3 separate regions of the Mus musculus genome follow, and regions 1 and 2 are each linked to region 3. The links are chromatin loops, found by intact Hi-C in ENCODE. Cell type or tissue: heart. All regions are shown on one strand. Region 1 holds the start of Kcnh4 (potassium voltage-gated channel, subfamily H (eag-related), member 4). Region 2 overlaps Nkiras2 (NFKB inhibitor interacting Ras-like protein 2). Region 3 overlaps Ttc25 (tetratricopeptide repeat domain 25).

What was found. Hi-C counts contacts between places; a loop is a spot of excess contacts. Peaks named below come from ENCODE experiments on the same cell type or tissue, not always from the same donor. Only the 100,000 strongest peaks of a DNase experiment are listed, where the experiment ranks them.
Region 1: it touches region 3 in a loop (2.9-fold over the local background); 8 of 42 quality-filtered maps call a loop at or near these places.
Region 2: a loop joins it to region 3, with 4 times the contacts of the local background. A loop is called at or near these places in 20 of 42 quality-filtered maps.

The regions. Positions count from the first base shown.
Region 1 is chr11:100,759,315-100,764,314 of GRCm38, reverse strand. Kcnh4 (potassium voltage-gated channel, subfamily H (eag-related), member 4) reads left to right here and starts at 4,537. Exons shown (of 17, transcript NM_001081194.2): 1 at 4,537-4,785. The coding sequence starts at 4,710. It overlaps Hcrt (hypocretin), which reads left to right and starts at 1,384. Exons shown (of 2, transcript NM_010410.2): 1 at 1,384-1,494; 2 at 2,150-2,622. The coding sequence starts at 1,474. The coding sequence ends at 2,521. In heart, a CTCF peak has its summit at 2,404 (motif pointing left); DNase peaks (open chromatin) are centred at 2,404 and 4,254; H3K4me3 peaks cover 1,721 bases; H3K27ac peaks cover 466 bases; H3K27me3 peaks cover 3,670 bases.
Region 2 is chr11:100,625,174-100,630,173 of GRCm38, reverse strand. It overlaps Nkiras2 (NFKB inhibitor interacting Ras-like protein 2), which reads right to left. Exons shown (of 4, transcript NM_028024.2): 3 at 4,990-5,000; 4 at 2,572-4,180. The coding sequence ends at 3,941. It overlaps Zfp385c (zinc finger protein 385C), which reads left to right. Exons shown (of 9, transcript NM_001373887.1): 7 at 87-283; 8 at 526-636; 9 at 1,106-2,631. The coding sequence ends at 1,342. Among named protein-coding and RNA genes, the nearest start is that of Nkiras2, 4.7 kb to the right of the region's middle. In heart, a CTCF peak has its summit at 3,097 (motif pointing left); DNase peaks (open chromatin) are centred at 882, 3,373 and 3,833; H3K27me3 peaks cover 447 bases.
Region 3 is chr11:100,568,165-100,573,164 of GRCm38, reverse strand. Ttc25 (tetratricopeptide repeat domain 25) reads right to left here. Exons shown (of 12, transcript NM_028918.3): 11 at 3,225-3,309; 12 at 599-1,725. The coding sequence ends at 1,373. Among named protein-coding and RNA genes, the nearest start is that of Cnp, 4.3 kb to the left of the region's middle. In heart, CTCF peaks have their summits at 634 and 2,553 (motif pointing left); DNase peaks (open chromatin) are centred at 1,814 and 2,304; H3K4me3 peaks cover 1,686 bases; H3K27ac peaks cover 452 bases; H3K27me3 peaks cover 1,309 bases.

The DNA of each region.
Region 1 (5,000 bases), 190 kb before region 3:
CCAGTGCCTACCTGGTGGCTCACAACTCTCTATAACTCCAGTTCCAGGGGTTCCAAAACCCTCCTTTGGTAGTCACAGGCACCAGGCACATGTGCAGTATAGATCCCTCCACACTGGTAAGCACTCATACATATAAATCTAAAAATAAGAAAATTTAAGAAAATAGGTGGGCTGGGCGTGGTGGCGCATGCCTTTAATCCCAGCACTTGGGAGGCAGAGGCAGGTGGATTTCTGAGTTCGAGGCCAGCCTGGTCTACAGAGTGAGTTCCAGGACAGCCAGGGCTACACAGAGAAACCCTGTCTCGAAAAATCAAAAAAAAAAAAAGAAAAGAAAAGAAAATAGGTAGACACACAACTGTCCCTGCACCCATGCAGGACTGATCTACATCAAGGGCTTCTTTCTTCCTTTCTTTCTTTCTTTCTTTCTTTCTTTCTTTCTTTCTTTCTTTCTTTCTTTTTTTCTTTTGGGTTTTTTTTTTTGGGGGGGCAGGGTTTCTCTGTGTAGCTCTGGCTGTCCTGGAACTCACTCTGTAGACCAGGCTGGCCTCAAACTCAGAAATCCACCTGCCTCTGCCTCCCAAGTGCTGGGATTAAAGGCGTGCACCACCACTGCCCGGCTTTATCAAGGGCTTCTTAAAAGGACCCTGAAGGTGAACCCTGGCCTGGAAGTGGCTTGAGTCCTTGACCACCCACACCCTGTTCCATGGTGGCTCAATCCTGGAGATGGCAGAGTAAGACTACCCTCTTCTCTACTGGCCCAGGAGATGTCTACCCTTCATCAGCTTCTGAACTCCAGGCTTGGCTGCTCTCTCACCCGTGGCCCACAGTAAGTCTCCAGGACTTTCCATGGAGGAGTTTGGTGAAAGGGACAGAAGAAAAGGAGAGCTGGGGGGTGGGGTAGGGGTTGGGGAGTAGGGTGTCAAAAGCTGTTTCCATGGAGGAAAAGGCCCTGGAACCTGATGGACCACAGAGTCAGTGGGGGTGAGAGGGTATGCCACCCAGGTACCCTCCCTACCTTCAACATACCATAGACAGTAATTCTCAGACTGCCATTTCTGCCCCTAATTAGCAACTGTCCCCCCCCCCATTGTCTCCTTCCAGTGTCCCAGCCAAGGCCTCTTTTGTGAACTTAGATTCCTGGGTGCAAGGTAACCTCATTAGTACTCGGAAACTGCCCTATCTCCAAGGAACAGGCAGACAGACAAGCTGGGGACCAGGGACAGGGCGGCCATTCTTTGGGTCCAACCTGGAAACGGTTCCCCTGCAAGATGCTAATCTTAGACATGCCTTTGTCTGGTTTAAGGTGGACACACATACTCATGTCTCCCCCGCACACACACCTCAGAGCATTATAAACCCCTGGCCCCTGGAAGCGAGCCACTGAAGACGACGGCCTCAGACTTCTTGGGTATTTGGACCACTGCACTGAAGAGATCATCTCTCCAGATTACTTTCCCCTGAGCTCCAGGCACCATGAACTTTCCTTCTACAAAGGTAAAGAGCCAGAAACAGGGACATAAATCATCAGACTACTGAGGCCATGATAGTGCTTGCCGAGGACTGGGCTCATATGCTCTTTCTAGCGTGTAGCACTGAGAGAGGAGTATGGGTGGGTTCTTGGCAACCTGCCTCCTTGGTTAACACTGGGTACGCCATTGTGTGGGAGCTCACGTTTAATGAGTTCTTGTATTTCCGATGTTCTCTGTGCTTGTCAGTTATGTCTTGCACTCAACAGGGTAGTAGGGATGATTTTATGCCTGGTTTGTAGGTGAGGAAGGGCTATCCCAAGGGGGTGAGAAACTAGATCAAAGCCACAATGTACAGTTTCCCCAGCAAAGGAACAAACCTGCTGTGTGTGGAGGGAAGGGCTAGTAAGTTTGGTGCAGACAGACTTAGAAGCACCTGTCTGTGGGTGGAGAGTCAAGCCTTTAAATATGTTTGCACAGGACAAACTTCTTCTACCCCAGAGAAGCCTATGAAGGTTTCGAAGACGATAAGGCTCAGTTGTGTATTGAAGGATGAATTGACAAAGGAGCCAGCCGCAGGAAACCCAATGACAGCCTAGCAGGATCTATGGCAACAAGAGGTTCAGAGCCAACTGGCTGTGTGGAGTGAAACCCATTTGCACCTTGTCTCTGTCCCCCTTTAGGTTCCCTGGGCCGCCGTGACGCTGCTGCTGCTGCTACTGCTGCCGCCGGCGCTGCTGTCGCTTGGGGTGGACGCACAGCCTCTGCCCGACTGCTGTCGCCAGAAGACGTGTTCCTGCCGTCTCTACGAACTGTTGCACGGAGCTGGCAACCACGCTGCGGGTATCCTGACTCTGGGAAAGCGGCGGCCTGGACCTCCAGGCCTCCAGGGACGGCTGCAGCGCCTCCTTCAGGCCAACGGTAACCACGCAGCTGGCATCCTGACCATGGGCCGCCGCGCAGGCGCAGAGCTAGAGCCACATCCCTGCTCTGGTCGCGGCTGTCCGACCGTAACTACCACCGCTTTAGCACCCCGGGGAGGGTCCGGAGTCTGAACCCATCTTCTATCCTTGTCCTGATCCAAACTTCCCCCTCTGCTCGCCGCTGTCAGTCTCTTGGTAAATGGCAATAAAGACGATTCTCTGTTGGTGTGACTAATCTATGTTTCTGTGTGTCAAGTTCAGGCCTCCAGGGGGCGGGAAAGCATCTTGAGAATTGTGACGAGTCTAGGGCCTGGAAGCAGCTTGTGTTTCTCATTGCAAATACTTATTTGGTCGGGAAGAATCCAGCAAGGAACCTTGCAGTCCTGGGGTGTGTGCTACACATTTGGGAGGGTGGAAATGAGGTACCGATGTGCCCTCATGTTGTTCTACTACCTACTTTATTTATTTAGAAACAGGGTATCCTCGGTTGCCCTGGAAAGATCAGCATGACCTTATACTTAAATGACCCGATCTTACTACCCTCTATTTCCCCGGTGGTGTTGATACTGCAAGTGTGCTCCACCACGCCTCCTTTATGCAAATGCTGGAGGACTGATCCCGGAGCTTCATATATATTAATTAAGCAATCACTCTATCGACTGCTACATCCTCAGCCCCCACTGTTTTATAATAGGGACCTACACAGAGAGGTCCAATACAAGGGCACAGAGTCCACCTGGCAAGGGCTGGATGTAAGGCTGCAGAAGAAGCAAGGCATCTGAGCTTTCATGAGGAGCCTCCCAGAGCATCCATAGTGTGGTCCACTGTACCGTGGTGTGTGAGCAATGCCACACTGGGAAGGAGGTGGGTAAGTTTGTGCAGCCATTGCATAGGAGCAGCAGATGTTACACCTTGTTGTATAGAATGAGAAGTCTGGGGATGGTTTTAAGCAGAGAATGGGCAAAGATTTGTCTCCTGCTCCAGCCAAAGGTGCCTATTGCAGGTTGAAGTGTGCTTCCCCCAAATTCACACGCTGCAATATTAACCCACTCCACCCCACCCCCAGCATTTAGAAAGTGACCTTGCCAATGTTGTCAGCTAAAATGAGACAGGAGCAGAGTATGGTAGACCTGTAATCCAGTATAAGTAGTGTTCTTAAAAAACAACAACAACAACGGGGTGGGGGTGGGGGGATTAGGGTACACAGGGGATTAGGAGAAACAGGAAGAACTCACGTGAACATGGAAATAAAGACCAGGGCAATGTACCCACTAGCTAAGAAATGCCACAGGTCACCAGCCAAGGGAGAAGCTAGGGGAGAGTATGGAAGAAAGAGACTCTTCTTCACAGCCTTCAGAGGAATCCAGCCCTGAGTTGACCTTGAACTCAGATTTCCAGATCCCAAAATCGTTTAAGCCAACATTCGGTGTCCCGTTGCTGTAGCAGTCCTACAACAGTAATGTAAAATCCTAAAGTAGAGACAGCAGGGCCAGCAAGATGGTTCAGTGGACAAAGATCTTGCTGTCAAGACTGAAGAACTGAGTTCCATCCTAGGGACCCACAAAGTGAGAGAACCGACTTCAGAAAGTTGGCCTCTGACCTCCATATCTGCACTACTGGAACAGAAATGTACACACACACACAAATGCAAAAATATATAAATGAAACAACCTTTTAAAAGAAAGAAAGAAAGAAAGAAAGAAAGAAAGAAAGAAAGGAAGGAAGGAAGGAAGGAAGGAAGGAAGGAAGGAAGGAAGAAAGAAAAATATCCCAATTCCAGCAGGAGGCACTGTCAACCAGACACCAGTCGCAGCGTGGGCCGCGCGGGGAAACCCGTGGGGTGGAGCTACTGGAGCAGCCAGGGAACCACGCGTAGGGGCGTGATCACCCTGAAAGAAGGGCGTGGCTACCGTTCCAGTCCCACTTCATCACCTCAAGCCTGGATGGTGGGCGTGTCTCCGAGTCTCTCCCCAAGAGACACGCGTGGGCCGCTCCCCTCTGGGAGGAGGGCCACAGAGGAGGGCTTCGGGTGTCTCTGGCGGCCCCTCCCGGTGCGGAGCCACGTGGTGGGCGCGGGCCGAGCCCTCCGGGGAAAACCTGACCCGTGGGGAGGTGGGGCGGGGTGGGGGTGGCGGCTCTCGAAGTGCTGCGGAGCAGAGCTTAGAACTAACAGGTTCAGAGCACACAGGCAGCGGCGGCGAGAGGAGGGGAGGAGGCAGGCCGGCGCATGGGGCGCCCCGGCCCCGCCGGTAGCGCGCCCCCTCCGGCCAGGCCGCGCTGAACGCAGCCCGCGCAACGCCTCGAATCCGTACCCGGGGCCATGCCGGTCATGAAGGGGTTGCTGGCCCCGCAAAACACCTTTCTGGACACCATCGCCACCCGCTTTGACGGCACGCGTGAGTTGGGCCGGCTGGGTCAAGTCTCCTTGGGACAGGGTGGGTATCTGGATGTGGTGAGATCAGAGGAGAGAGAATGGAGTGCTGGATCTCCTAAAACCGTGGCAAAGAAACGGGGTGCAGAACCCTTGAGAGTGGAGATCAAGACATGAAGCGCCGAGGGTGGAGGGGAAGGTTAGGGGGTGTGACTCAAGGCAAAAGCGGCTCTTTGTGCC
Region 2 (5,000 bases), 57 kb before region 3:
TGTGTGTGCGGAGGGGTAGCCAAGCTAACCTAGTTTGATGCTATGGCCTCCCTTCCGTACTGAGAGACCGTTTTCTTTCCTTCCAGGAGCTAAGCACAGATGGATGGTGGAAGGTCATCAAGGGGCTCCCCGAAGGGGCCGGGGCCGTCCTGTGTCCCGAGGAGGGACTGGACACAAGACCAAGAGAGTGATAGGAAATCGTGGGGGCCGGCAGGGACCCAGCCCTCCTTTCCATTGTGCCCTCTGTCAGCTCCATGTCAATTCAGAGACCCAGCTCAAGCAGGTAGGAGAAGGGAGACCAGGATAGGATGGGTATCAGAGCAAGGGAGGAGGCATTGATGCCCACTGAGGGATGGATGTGGCTAGGCTGTCCAGGACTGTCCCACGCCTGAGAGCCCCTTGTGTGTGTGTTGAACGTACGAACTATGGATAAGAGGAAGTCTGAGATAGTCTGACAATAGAATAGTTTGGGTTCTGTGGGCTTCCTCATCTCATTCTCTGTCTGTCTGTCTGTCTGTCTGTCAGCACATGAGCAGCCGGAGGCACAAAGACCGGCTGGCTGGGAAGCCCCCCAAGTCCTCCAGCCAGCATAACAAGCTGCAGAAGCACACAGCACTGGCTGTGAGTGTTCTCAAGGTACCTGTCTCTAGGAGGACCATGGTCTATATGGGAGAGAGGAGGAGGCAGGGCCAGCTGAAAGGCTTGGGGTGTGGCAAGAGGGAGGCTGCTGGTCCTGCAGCTGCCTGAGCAGGGACAGGGTTAGGGGGTGGAGGTGGGCCATACCCAGAGGAATTTCCTGCGGGTGGGCTGGGCCTAAGGTCATAATATGAAGGGCAAAAGCCAGGGGTGGGTGTGCTTATCCTAGAGACCATCTCTTCCTACCCCTCACAGTGCGGCCCGTCCCGAGGCTGTCCATCTGCTGGGCAGGAAGACAGCTGGCACAGCAAGGCCCCCTGGCATGACTGTTTGGGGGCGGGAGGGAGGAGGTTAGACTTAGAACTCTAAAAGGCACGTCCCCGAGGCAAAAAGGCTCCTGGATGTGTCCCAGGGAGGGGGCGGGCTTCTCTGGTATCAGAGACCCTCTCCATTTCTGTTTTTATTGTAGTCTAAATTGGCCTTGCAGAAGCAACTCACCAAGACGCTGGCAGCCCGCTTCCTGCCTGGTCCGCTGCCCACCACAGCTGCTGCCATCTGTGCCCTGCCAGGGCCCCTGACCCTCCGGCCTGCTGCAACAGCAGCTGCTACCCTCTTCCCAGCTCCTGTCCTGGGCCCAGCTCTGTTTCGTTCTCCAGCAGGAGCTGTCCGCCCTGCTGCAGGACCCATCCTTTTTGCTCCCTATTAGTGGACTCAGAATGGCCACATCCTATCTCTTCCAGTCAGACACTTGTCTCCACATCCCACAGAGACTGCCTTTTGCAGTTTCCGGGTTCCCACCCAACCTGGGTAGCTGCCCTTCACTCAGACTGGGGTTCTCCAGTCCCCTGGCTCTGAGGACCACCACTACCCTCCTTTCCTGGGCCAGCCCTAGGCTGCCCTGCATCTATGATTTAACAAATCCCAAAGATCTATGCAAAAACCACAGCCCCAGTCTCATGGTGCTCTCATACCCAGACCCCAACTAGAGACGTACACAGAGCTGACAGCATTTTAGCTCCCAAGGGCCAGCCTCTCCTGCCATGTTCTAGAGCGGTCTGGACAATCACTAGAGACAGGGATCTCAAACTGAAGTGGGCTGGAACCTATCAGGCATATTTACCATGGGGTAGCCAGGTATGGTGGTGCATTCCTGCAATCCTAGGGCCTGGATTACGAGTTCAAAGTCAGTTTGAGCCATATAGCTAGACACTGTCTCAAACACCAAAACAACCACAAGTAGACTACAGGGTATGTATGGCAAAGGGCCATAGAGATAAGAGGCCCCAAAGTTCTTAAAAAATGTACTGTGAAAGTGAGGCAGAGTTGAGATGACGCGCCATCTGCTCGTGGGGGTGGGGCTTGAAGGGAAAAGTGGTGTTCAGGCTGGGCCTGACTGTGTCATCCTGGCTGGTCTGGGACTGTATGCTCAGGCTGGCAAACTCAAAAAATCTACCTGCCTCTGCCTCTTAAGTAACGGAACTAAAGGCACACACCACCCTGCCTGGTCTGGCTTTGACACAATAGCCCTGGCTGTCCTGGAACTCACTTTGTAGACCAGGCTGGCCTCGAACTCAGAAATCTGCCTGCCTCTGCCTCCCGAGTGCTGGGACTAAAGGCGTGCACCACCACACCCGGCACTACAGCTCTTCTTATCTTAGCCTTTCAGTGGTTTCTCTTGAACCCCAACTCTAAAGGGGCTCTGGGTCTCCCTCAGCCTAGGGACTCTCCATTCCACACTGGGTCTGGCCATCCCAAGTGTGGCGTTTCGGGCTGGTACATGGTCCAGTAAACCCTCAAGATCAACTTTCATGTCACCAAAGCCAGTGCCATTCCCCCATTCGACATGGGATTTCACCAGGATCCACCTATATCCCCCTTTTTTTGAAAGATATTTCCAATGGGACAAGAAAAGGGGTAGGGGACGGGAAACTTTTTGATAATAGCAGTTGTGGTTTTATTGTGTCCAACACATCAATAAATGAACTTCAAGCCTGAGCCTGTAGGTGCCCAGACTCTCCTTGCCCAGGCCTGGGCACCAGCCCCCCCTCGCCTGTTCTAGGAGGAGGAGAGGGTATTGGAGGTGGCCTGGCCATAGTGTTTAACCCGTGTGAGGTGTGCACATCAGAAGCACGGAGTGGGCACCGCAGGTTGTGGGTGATAAGCTCACTTGATAGCACAAGCCTCTGATGGAAGGCTTGTCAGCTCCTGGGAAGCTGCTACTGGGCTGCCTGGTTCTCTTCAGGCATCTGAGGTAAGAAAGAAGGGCTGGGGGCGCGGCTTATCCCACCTTCACCAGAGCAGCAGGTGCATAAATACAGAGAGAGTATAAATATAAAGTCCAGCTACTAGCCAAAACCAACCAGGAGGGATGGACACTACCCTGTTGGGCAGGTTAATAGACAGCCGCTCGCTCGCAGCACTGAGCAGAGTGCACCCCTGCCCCCTGGTGGTTAAGAGAGGCCGTCCAGCCTCCAGGGCCGGTAGGTGTAGCACCTTAAAGAGGGTGGAGCAGGGGCAGAAGACACACAGGAGGCCCAAGCCACCAGCTTTAGAAAAGTCACAGCGCTACCCGTGGCTCTAGGTGACATCCAAGCTTCTGTCAACTCACATACGAGAAGACTGACGCTCAGGGGAGAAGAGTCTTGCTAAGTCTCAGGGCATGTGACAGCCCAGTCATCACTCCACTCTACCTCAGCCAATAAGACCTCTGCTCCTGGAACAGGAAGAGGAAGTGAAACAACTGGGAGATGGGTAGAGGTCAAACAGGAAATGCCACTCCCAGGAGCCTGACTTTACCAGGCCTTGAACAGGCCAGAGGAAAGGTCAGGGTGGAGGATGAGGAACCAACCCTAAGCCAGCTCGCACAAATGTATGCTTACAGTACCTAGTCTTTTGTTTTAAGGCTGGTACTGTGTGTATGTTAGTGGCAGGAAATTCAGAGTTGGGATCCCTGATAGGAGGCAGATCCTGGACTGGGCGCGTTGGCATGACGGCCCTGCTTCCTGCACCAGGCAGATGGAAGGGACACTAACCCATAAGTGTCTAGGTGACAGTGGAGAAAATATGGTCAGCTGGGGGAGGGGTGGGAACTATTATGGAAGGTCAAGGGAGGGCCAACAATCAAGTTCACTTGCACTTCTTGGAGTTAAGAGAGGACAAAGGTGGCACTGGCCTGGGCCAGCCCAGCTTCCTGTCCTAGAGGGTCACTCCCCTACCGACTGGGAAGAACAGCTTGCTTATGCACCCTGTGCTCGCCACCCATCCCGGAATGGGCTTGGAATGGTGAAGCAAGAAGGGCAGCTATTCAGCCATCCAAGGAGCCGCTGCCCTTGTTCTTGCGGCTGAGGGGGAAGGCAGACTTGCTCTGCGGCTGGGTCATCTTGCTGGCCAGGTAGATGAAAGGCTCTAGGAGGGAGCGTCGGTCAGCCACCGACACCTCCCATAGCTTCACCTTCTCGGACTTGGCCCAGTGCTGGGCCACGTCAGGGTCTACGCGACGCTGCTCCTGCAGGTCACACTTGTTGCCAAGGACCACGATGGTGACCTGGAGAGGACAGATGAGAACAGGGACTGTCGGCATGCAGTGGCTCAGGACCAGGTGTAGCCATCAGCTGTTTCTGGCCAACAGCTGGGGAGGATGCAGTTCCCAGAGGACTTCTGGAGGACTAGCAAGAACACAGAGCCCCAGAGAAGGAAAACTAGACCGCGCTTCATGTGCTAGGAGGGAACCTAGTAAACCAAGAAGAAGACTCAGCGATTGAGCTCTCCTATCATGTGGCCCACTACCTCTTGTGTGGGTTGAAGACCCTCTCCAATGATCTTCCCGGCCTTCTAGCTCCTAAACTACCTCTTGGCAAATGCGCACAACTGGGAATCATGCCAGCACCCTGTCTCAGTCAGGGTTTCTATTCCTGCACAAAACATCATGACCAAGAAGCAAGTTGGGGAGGAAAGGGTTGATTCAGCTTGCATTTTCCACATTGCTGTTCATCATCAAAGGAAGTCAGGACTGAAACTCAAGCAGGGCAGGAAGCAGGAGCTGATGCAGAGGCCATGGAGGGATGTTCTTTACTGGCTTGCTTCTCAGCTTGCTTTCTTATAGAACCCAAGACTACTAGCCCAGGGATGGCACCACCCACAAGGGGCCCTCCACTCTTGATCACTAATTGAGAAAATGCCCCACAGCAGGATCTTATGGAGGCATTTCCTCACCTTAAGTGCCTTTCTCTGTGCTAACTCCAGCTGTGTCAAGTTGACACACAAAACCAGCCAGTATACACCCGAAAGCATACCGAGGACCCACGCTCATGCTCTCCTACCACTGGGCTCCCAGCAGAAGTCTAGGACATGTACCTCCTTCTTGT
Region 3 (5,000 bases):
GCTCTTAGCCTCTGCGCTATCTCTCCGGCCTCATTTAAAATGTAATTTTAAAAAGACATGATTTAAAATACTTTTATCTAGGGACTGGGACTATAGCTTGGTGTTAGAAGACTTGTCTAGTAGGCACAAGTTCCTGGACTTGACCTGGGGATAAGTTTGGGGACCAAAGTCATTCTGCCTTTGAATTGCCTCTCACTTGACTGGAATCCTGGCTTCATCCAGCCTAAGTCATCTTTATCCCTGCTTCTGGACCACATGGCAAAGGCCTTGCATGATGGTTTGTATATGCTTGGCCCAGGGTGTGGCACCATTAGGAGGTGTGACTCTGTTGGAGAAAGTGTGTCACTGTGGACATGGGCTTTAAGACCCTCATTCTAGCTTCCTGGAAGTCAGTCTTCTCATAGCAGCCTTCAGATGAAGATATAGAACTCTCAGGTCCTCCAGCCTGCCTGGATTCTGCCACAATCCCACCTTAATAATAATCGTCTGAACCTGTAAACCACCATCCCCAATTAAATGTTGTCTAAGAGTTGCCTTGGTCACGGTGTCTGTTCACAGTAGTTAAAACCCTAAGATGGCCTGATCTTTTTTTTTTCCAGATTTATTTATTTATTTTATGTGTATGAGAACACTGTTGCTGTTTTCAGATCCACTAGAAGAGGGCATCAGATCCCATTACAGACAGTTGTGAGCCACCACATGGTTGCTGGGAATTGAACTCAGGACTGCTGTTAACCACTGAGCCATCTCTCCAGCCCAGGCTGATCCTTTTGAGGCCAGATGTTTATTCGCTAACTCTAGGAAGTCACAGCCTTCTCAGTGGGATTTCTGTGCTGTTCTAGAACATAATATTCCCAGGGCAGCTTAAGGCTGCACAGAGGAGGCCGCACATTCTGGGACTCTTCTCCCAGACAGTCTGCCGGTAGACACAGCTTTTACTCCAATCTACTCTGAAGGCCTACAGGCTTTATAAGATGGATGATGTCAGCAGAGCTGGGGTTTCTGTATATCTCCACCCCACTCCCAAGCCTTGTACATCCTGGGGAAACTGAGTCAACGGTTCTCGGGGCTTTCCTTTCCTGTTCTTTCAGGGTTCTGCGCTCTCAGACACTCACCTGCTTCTCCACCCACCCTGCTCATCTCTTCCATTGGTCCCTACTGAGAACGAGGGGTGGGAGGCAGCACAGTGTCACTCAAGATCTATAAAAGTTAAAGGCGCATATTTAATGGAGAAACGGGGGCGGGGGGTCTGTAGGAGTGAGTCTCCCAGTGTTTCCTCTCCAAAACACCTGGGAACACTGTCCGCCTGAACCTCGGAGCCTACTGAGCGGTCTTCATCCCTTCTCTGTTGTTAAGTAGCCTGGGCTTTAGATTATTCCTCTTTTGTCTTCTCCAACTTTTGGACCTCCCCTTTGGCTGCTTCTGCTTGTTTCTTCTCTTGTTTTTGGCTGCCGTCCTCTGAGGGTAGGTGGCTGGAGTAGTCCGAGAGCCTTCTGTAGATTTCTCTGGACTCTCTCCTAATCCCTAGGTTTGACGAGTGACCGTCTCCCAACAGTTTTTTGCTGAGTCCTCCCGAGCTTTTCCTGTCTTGCTCGTCATCCGTGGCTTCTCTCTCACTTTCCTGGTCCCTCTCCCACTGCTTCACCACCCTCTCCTGCTCCTCTCGCCCTCGCAGCGGCTCCTTCTCAGATGCTCCCTGCAAATCCATCTGTGACATGATGTCCTCTGAAAAACAGAACGGGGTGGGTGCAGGGTGAAACGCGCGGCCCATGCAAAGACCTGAGGGTGGCCTCGGTCACATGGTGTCACATGTCACACTCTTTCCAAGGGAGGGAGCCAATCATTGCTCGGGTCCCGGAGAGGCTCTGCTGTGCCATCGGGTGAGATGCCACCGCATATGTCACACCGCTGGATTACCACGCAATTGCAAGGGAGCCCGATACTGGCACAAAGGAGAACTCACCACAGTCCAAGAAAGACCGAAACCAGAATTAGAACCCTGGACGGCCTGACCCAAGAACACAGGCTTCTTTCCCTACAGGAAATGGCACTGGTGCTTTACTCTTTGCTCCATGCCCTGTGAGCAGCCACTGCTCTGGTACTGTCACACTGTATCAGACCCTCCCACAATGGTACTGTCACACTGTATCAGATCTTCCCACAACCCTGCCTCCCACTGCTGTGATGCAAAAGACATCCTTCCTTCCTGGACAAAAATGGCATAGGTGTTGACAGGGGACACGGGGTCTTTTTTTTTTTTCTCCCCCCCCACTGGCCCCATCCTGCCACCATTGTGTTTGTCCCTGGGGAGCAGTCAGTGTCCAGTTCTTTTGTAAACATGTGAGCAGGCTGTGAGTAAGAGGGGCTGCTGGAGAGCCGCCGTCTTAATGATTCTTGCTCCTTGGCTGATAAATACAGAAAAGTCACCATCGCATCCTGGGTATCCTTCATGCTCTTCTTCCTGGAAGCCGCTCATGGCGAAGTCAGTGGAAAAGGGGCTCAGCCATCCCAAGGTAAAAAGATAGACAACAGTGCCCTCTTCTGTTCAGAGAAGGAAGTGCCCCCATGAGAAGGCATGAGGTCTTTCCTCTGCCTGTGGCTGGCCCAGAGGAGAAGTTGCTTTTCTGCCCACCCCCCACTCCCCAGCCCCTATCCATCACTCCAGTGGCTTTTTAACTGCTCCATGCAATCTCCAAACAGAGGACTGACCTCTCTTTGAGGGAATCAGCTACCACGAGGCAGGCACTGGAGAGATGGTGCAATGGATGGATGACCCTGAGTCCTGAGCCCTGAGAACTGGAGGCAAACACCTGTAAACCCAGGACTTGGTGGGGAGAGACTAGAGGAACGTCAGGAAGTGATGGCCATTCCCTGCTACAGAGTAATGGTCCTGTGGGCTGTGGGCCCTGCAGAGAAGAGTCCCTGGTCTGTCTGAGAATCTAACACCTACCTGGCACACTGCAAGTGATAAAAATGGTAAATACCCCACGAATAACCTGAAGACAGAATGGAAGAAGGAAGAACGAAGTTACAGGGCAGCTGGGCTGGGGGCAAAGCCAGGCCATCCCCGTCCTGATCCAGGAAGAGATTCAGCTGCTGTTGGCAACTGCGTGAGTGAGCATACTCAGAGGGCAATGCCAACCTGGCCTTGGGAGTGACTGGTGAGTGAGGCAGGATAACTGGCAGAGAAGGGTGGGGGAGGGACGGAAGGGGTAGTGACTCACGTCTCTCTGCCTTTTCCCTGAGTATCTCCCTGTAGTTCGTTTTCTTAAGTTCTTCGATGATGCCCTTGTTGGCATCGTCCAAGGCCTGTGGAAGTCAGAGGAGCTGGTGAACACTTTCTTTTTTTTTTTTTTTTTGGAGACAGGCTATTGCTCTCTATCCCAGGCTGGCCTCAAATTCCTGCCTCTACTTGCTACATGCTGGGATTACATGCGCCACCTGGTTGCTTTTTGTTTTGAAACAGGGTCTCTTGGGCTGGGGAGATGAGTCAGCAGTTAAGAGCACTGACTGCTCTTCTGAAGATCCTGAGTTCAAATCCTAGCAACCACATGGTGGCTCACAACCACCCATAATGAGATCTGACGCCCTCTTCTGGTGTGTCTGAAGACAGCTACCGTGTATTTATGTATAGTAATAAATAAATCTTTTTTTTTTTTAAATTGAAACAGGGACTCATTAAGTATGTCGGTCCGAGCTGCAGCTTCTGCCTCTGATGGGATTATAAGCATGTCCCCACACCCTGCTTTCTGTGAGGTCTTGAAGAGCCTCCATCTTTGTCAGTCATCTCAGAGGCTGGCACTGAGCTCTAGGATACTGAGGCTTTAGGATATGTGTAACTGGATGCCTGGTGGACAACATGGTTCTGGGGCCTGCCCAGTTGGGTTTCATATCTAGAAATGGTAACGCAAGAGGCAGGGGTAGGTGGAGGGGTCTCAGACCTGGTCCCACAAGGAGCCACGGAGGATCAATTAATGAAGTCAATGCCCAGCCTTCAGGGTAACCTCAGCGCTGCCTCTCGGAGAGCCCCAAGCCCTGCCTCCCAGGAGACCAGGGCTCTCGCTCCCACTCTCCTTGGTCACAGACAAGGGCTTATGCTTTTGCCTTGGTTTTTGTGCGGACACTAAACTTCACATGGGGCCAGGATCACAGCCAGACAGGCATGGGCTCAGCCCACCTTACCACAATAACTGCAAGGTAAATACTTGTGCTCTCCATGGGTGGTCATGTGGGAGAGGATCAAGTCAGAGGGGCCACAAGCGAGACTCGTGGAGCACACACGTGGCAGGGCTGGAGTGAAGGTGGGCATTCTGAGGTGTGTGTCACGGGGACTGTCCCTCAACGAGAACTGGGCAGCGATATGTCAGGCCTAAGCTACCCTGAGAAATACAGAAGAAGCAGGGGTGTTCACTGGGGGTCTCTTGGGAGGGATTTTTCTACTGCGATATGAAAGTATTGGCCTCACCACATCATAAACTTTCCTCCCAAAAGGTCTCTTCTCTGGCACCCCCTGTCCCTCCAGCACAGCTCTCTGCCCCCACCCTGTGCCCCGCTATTCCAGACCAATCCTGCTTGTCCTCCAAAGCTCAGCCTGAGGCCTATCTCCTATTGGGTGCATCCTCGGGGTGTCACTGACAAGGTGACCTGCTCCTTTCTCAAGCTCCTGCTGCTACCCGTGTCTCCAGTCTGGCCCCCTTGGCCATGCCAGTGCTGCTGAGTTGTGTGCTCTGGCCTCTCAGCAGGGGCCTGCTTCAGAGGAGAGGCACCCCCATCAAAACCCACTCTAGCAGATGATTATACTGGGGGGATGCCTGTACCTGTGTGCCTCCAGAACTTCCCTGTGAAAAGCGCCTGAGGAACCTGGTGGTCAAGAAGAGGTAGGTGGGGGACCCCTGAAGAGGGCTTTATGGGACTTGGCTGAGGTCCACCTGGAACAGTATCTTTGGGAGGAGACAGGTGGGGGCGGGGCTGGACAAGCCTGAGCTACCTCCTGGCTTTGC